2 separate regions of the Homo sapiens genome follow, and region 1 is linked to region 2. A link is an interaction called in ENCODE POLR2A ChIA-PET data of the cell type or tissue named here. Cell type or tissue: GM12878. All regions are shown on one strand.

Region 1 (2,500 bases), 310 kb after region 2:
TTTTTTTAGTCACCAGATATTGAAAAGTTAATGTCTTGGTTTGTCCTCAGACGCTATTTCAGTTAGAGGCAGCATTCCTGCATTGGATATGTTTAAATGCCTAGGAAATGCAAACAGCAGTTTATTTACACAAACATATAAACATATTTGCTTGCCTACTTTTATTGTATGTGTCAGGCACTGTCCTAAGTGCTAGGGATATTGGTGGATAATATATTTTCATAATGCTTCCATTTTAAAGTGACCGTGGATATTGCAAAAGGACATTTCAATGCGGTGTTGATTGCTGTGGTGGTGATAAGCATAGGGTGCTGCTATAGGAACACATAGATATTTAAATTAGTCCTCATGGTGGTGTTGAGTCAAGAGGTGGGATCAAGAAAGGCCTCTTTAATAGAAAGATGATATTTACATTGAAACCTGAAAGTTGATTGGGAGTTAACTTTCGTAGAGTAGTTTGTTTCAGGCAGAGGATGTTGCCTATACAGAAGCTTAAAGACCAGAATATGATGCACTGATGTGTTTTCTGGAACACAGTGTGAATTAAGCAAGGCCCAAACTCAGCCAGATCAGAAAGGGTCTGGCCTGACTGGAGCATGGAGAGTGAATTTTGCAGGGGAGCTACACAGAAGACAGGAAAACAAGTTAGGAGAAAACTGCCACAGTCCAGGTAAGATGATTGTGACCGGCTTAAGATTGTGGCAGAGTTGGAAGGAGTGGAGAGAAGTGGTAATGCTTAAGAGATAATTAGTAGATAGAATTGTTAGGATTCTGTCATTGGAAGGTGAAGTCACAGGAACTTCTCTCGCCCACCAAACTGAGTGGATGGTGATGCTGGTCCCTGAGACAGGGAGACACAGGAGGAGCAACAGGTTAGGTTGGGAAGATGATGAGGTCTGTTTAAGATATGGTAAGTTTGAGATTTCTGCCAAGTATGCAGGAGAAGATGTACAACATGTATTTGGTTATATTTTTATTTATTTTTAATTTATTATTATTTTTTAGAGGTAGGATCTCACATTGTTGCCTAGGTTGGTGCCCAGTGGTGCAATTGTAGCTCACTTCAGCCTCCAACTCCAATGATCCTCTTGCCTCAGCTTTCTTTGTGTAGCCGGGACTGCAGGCGTGCACCACCACACCCAGTTGACTTTTTTTTTTTTTAACATTTTTGGTAGAGACTATTTTACTGTGTTGCCCAGAATGTTCCTGAACGCCTGAGCTCAAGCTGTCATCCCACCTCAAGTTTCCAAAGTATTGGGATTACAGGCATGAACTACCACACCTAACCCAGCAGTTGGTTATAAATTTTTGGGCATAGAAATCTGGGATAGAGATGGAGATTTGGGAGTTATCAGGAAATAGGTAGTAATTGTAGCCAGGGAAAGGTTGTACAGAAGTGATTCTGAAGCTTTTTTGGATACCCTTAAAAAATTTAATGAAATCAGTGGACTCCTTCCCCAGAAAAATGTACCATGCATTCATTCCTATATATTATTTCACATACACAGACCACATGAAGCTGAGCTATGGATTCCAGATTATTTAAGAATTTGTGGGATAGAGAGGAAGAAGTGTGTTGAGAGTGGTACTCTGATAGACTTCAAAAGAAATCTGGCATCGGTGCCATTTTTGGTAAATTTTGTGATGGTTTGGCTTAATTTTTTTCTTGCTTGTAGGTTTATTACAAAAAACATAAATTGAGCCAAATTTTAGATTATTTAGGAAAATTAATTGATGAATGAATGTATTTCATCTACCAGAATGAATAATGTTATTCAGGATTGCACCTATGTTGGTCTATTCAGCTCACTAATCTGTGTCCCAAGATAATACTGAGAGATGTTTTGATAAGATAGGGTTAGCCTCAAGGTTGTAAATACAGTATAACAAGGTTAGAAATGTAATCCATCAAAGTTCCAGTTTTGTTGATCAGTGTATTAAAATTTTCTTGAACCATTTTTACATTTTAAACTCACTAATTGTTATGTAATCCTTTAGCTTAGGAATTGCGTCACTTTCAAACTTCAGGGGATCATTCATAGGTTTAAAATTTCAGTGGTTGATAAGCTTATTTTTATCCTTTTTTTGTGCATTATAGTTTTGTAAACTTCAACAAAATTCACACTCAGCATTTATTTTTCCAGACCAAAGAGCCTTACATTGTTTTGGCTGAAGGTAGGCCCTTCCGTTCCTTTGAAAAAGAGGTGGGTGGCATCTGTCCACTTCCCAGTGCTCTTAAGATTTGAATGTTTGGGTTTTGAGTGCTACTTTCCCCTCTTGATGGATATCCATGGTTCCAGGCTGCTGGTTTGGGAGAAGTGTTCAGCGAGTCCTGACGTCCTTGATAGGCTCTTGGAAACTGCTACTTTAAGTGAAACAGTGTAAAGCAGGTCCATCAAATAATGTCGTTTTCATTATAATGAAATGGTGAGAAAATAAATGGTTTTGTTGTACGTTGTTGTACTTAAAGTTGCAGTTTCCAAGAACCCATCGATACCGT
Region 2 (2,500 bases):
ACACAGAAACATAAACATAAGTAAGAATACTGTATCCTGCTACTGGAAAAACAAGAGCTTTAGTGGTAAATTTTGCTCCAAAATCTCTTCCAATGATCTTTCATTTTGGGTGTTTTTGTCAGACTAAATATTTACTGCTGTTTAATACCAAACGTAATATGAACTACCAAGTAGCATTTACCAGATATACACTCAACACTCCTTATCCTCTTTCCTTATTTTTATTTCATGACGATTATTATTTTTAAAGACAGGGTCTCACTCTGCTGCTTGGGTTGGAGCGCAGTGGTGCAATCATAGTTTGCTGTAGCCTCAAACTTCTGGGCTCAAGTGATCCTTTCACCTCAGCCTCCCCAGTAGCTAGGACTACAGGCATATGCCACCACATCCTGATTTTGTTTTTGGTAGAGATGGGGTCCTACTATGTTGCCCAGGCTGGTCTCACACTCCTGGCCTCAAACAATCCTCCCATATCAGCCTCCCAAAGTGCTAAGAATACAGGAGTGAGCCACCATGCCTGGCCCCTTATTTTTATCTATAGCCTTTAATCACATTTTAGTATATTATATATTTGTATTTATTGTCTATTTCCTTCCAAAGCCTAACTAGACTGTCCCCTCCCTGAGAACAGAGACTTTGTTTTGTTCACTGTCTGAAACAGTGCCTGACATTGTCAGCAATCTATCCATTGACCAAAGACTGAATGAAGACATTCACATTGTACATTACTTATAGTAAACACTACTTCCTAATTTTTACAGACTAAATGATTCTATTGCATTAAGCACTTGGCTGATATAAACCGCGTCTCTATTTTTTACTGCAGGACCTGAAGAGATAGATAGGTCTTCAAATCAAAGTGACACCCTTCCTGCCTGGGGAACACAGCAAGACATCAAGGCTCTCTTGCCCCAGGGATGCCATGGTCTAGACAGTTTATTAAGACATCAGCCTTGCTTGCCTGAGGCTAGTCCTTCTGCTACATCTGGAAAGAAAGGTGAAGCAAGCTCGCCCTTGGATCAGAAAAAAGGAAAAAGCAGGGTGAAAAAACTGCCCAACTGTACCTTAGAAGGGTAATTTCAAGCCTTGGTTTCACCAACTAAGGTACAACCATCAACCTAAATGATAAAACCCCTCCCTTAGCCATCTTCAGCAATTCCATATCTACCGGGTACATTCATTCATTTATTTATTTATTTATTTATTTATTTATTTATTTATTTATTTAGAGGCAGGCTGTCACCCAGGCTGGAGTGCAATGGCGCAATCTAGGCTCACTGCAACCTCTGCATCCCAGGCTCAAACAATCCTCCCACCTCAGCCTCCCAAGCAGCTGGGACTACAGGCATGTGCCACCATGCCTGGCTAATTTTTTTATTTTTTTCGTAAAGACAGGGTTTCACCATAATGGCCAGGCTGCTCTCCACCTCCTGGGCTCAAGCGATCCACCCACCTCAGCCTCCCAAAATGTTGGGATTGCAGATATGAGCCATAGTTCCCCTCCATCAGGTAAGTTGAGATATCCTTCACGGAAGAACCTCCACTCCCTGCAGTTCCTCTAGATTTATCATCTGCATCAGGACCCATGTCTCTTTTTCTCAGGCCTGCAGATTTATGAGGGGCTTCAAATGTTGACTTTTTTTTTTTCTTTGAGACAAGGTCTGGTTCTGTCACCCAGGCCAGAATGGCATGAGCTCAGCTCACTGCAACCTCTGCCTCCTAAGCTTAATCCTCCCAACTCAGCCCCCAGAGTAGCTGGGACCACACCCGGCTAATTTTTGTATATTTTGTAGAGATGGGGTTTTGCCATGTTGCCCAGGCTGGTCTCAAACCCCTGGATTCAACCGATCCACCAGCCTTGGCCTCCCAAAGTGCTGGGATTACAGGCATGAGCCACCCTGCCTGGCCAAATGTTGACTCTTAATAAGAGCTCTAAACCGGGTTACACCCTCTGTCCCTAAGACACACTGGCAGCTTGGAAAGATGTTCACCACAACTTTAAATGTGTGTCCCATTTCTGGGCCACCCCAAGTCTAATACACTAGGAATTAAAATTTATAATAATCTTGTCAGTTGTGTAGTCACATTGTATTGAATTTTGGTATGTTAATTTTTTGTCAAATGTAAATATTTAAAGCATATCCCATTTTTGTTGTCCTGTGTTACACAGTCTTATAGTTAAATAGACTTCAAAAGAATGGAAGTGGCTCAGATCCCTCTCAACTTCTAAGAGACCCTGATCTCTCATCCCATTGGCCCTTCTAATAGAGCTATTGGCATTCACATCCTATTTTCAGCCCAAATGTCAGTTCCTGGAGTACAAAGGCGGTGGCTGCTTCAGATGCTTCAGACTGAAACTGCTCTTTGCCATTCTCATGGACACTGGAGAGTTAAGTTTGGTTAAATTGATGCCTTTTTCTTTTAAAAAAGAAAGAATACACATATACCTTTGTGTACACACAAGCTAGGAAACATCAATCTAATACATGGATGGCAAGAA

Evidence for each region. ChIA-PET counts read pairs that join two places held together with the same protein. Peaks named below come from ENCODE experiments on the same cell type or tissue, not always from the same donor. Only the 100,000 strongest peaks of a DNase experiment are listed, where the experiment ranks them.
Region 1: POLR2A ChIA-PET joins it to region 2 with 7 read pairs; 2 of 35 experiments call an interaction of 5 or more read pairs at or near these places.

What each region holds. Positions count from the first base shown.
Region 1 is chr3:130,741,917-130,744,416 of GRCh38, reverse strand. All of the region lies in intron 2 of PIK3R4 (phosphoinositide-3-kinase regulatory subunit 4), which reads left to right. Among named protein-coding and RNA genes, the nearest start is that of PIK3R4, 3.7 kb to the left of the region's middle. In GM12878, no CTCF peak of the experiment used is centred here; no DNase peak of the experiment used is centred here; H3K4me3 peaks cover 539 bases; H3K27ac peaks cover 266 bases.
Region 2 is chr3:131,053,477-131,055,976 of GRCh38, reverse strand. All of the region lies in intron 3 of NEK11 (NIMA related kinase 11), which reads right to left. Among named protein-coding and RNA genes, the nearest start is that of NEK11, 28 kb to the right of the region's middle. In GM12878, no CTCF peak of the experiment used is centred here; no DNase peak of the experiment used is centred here.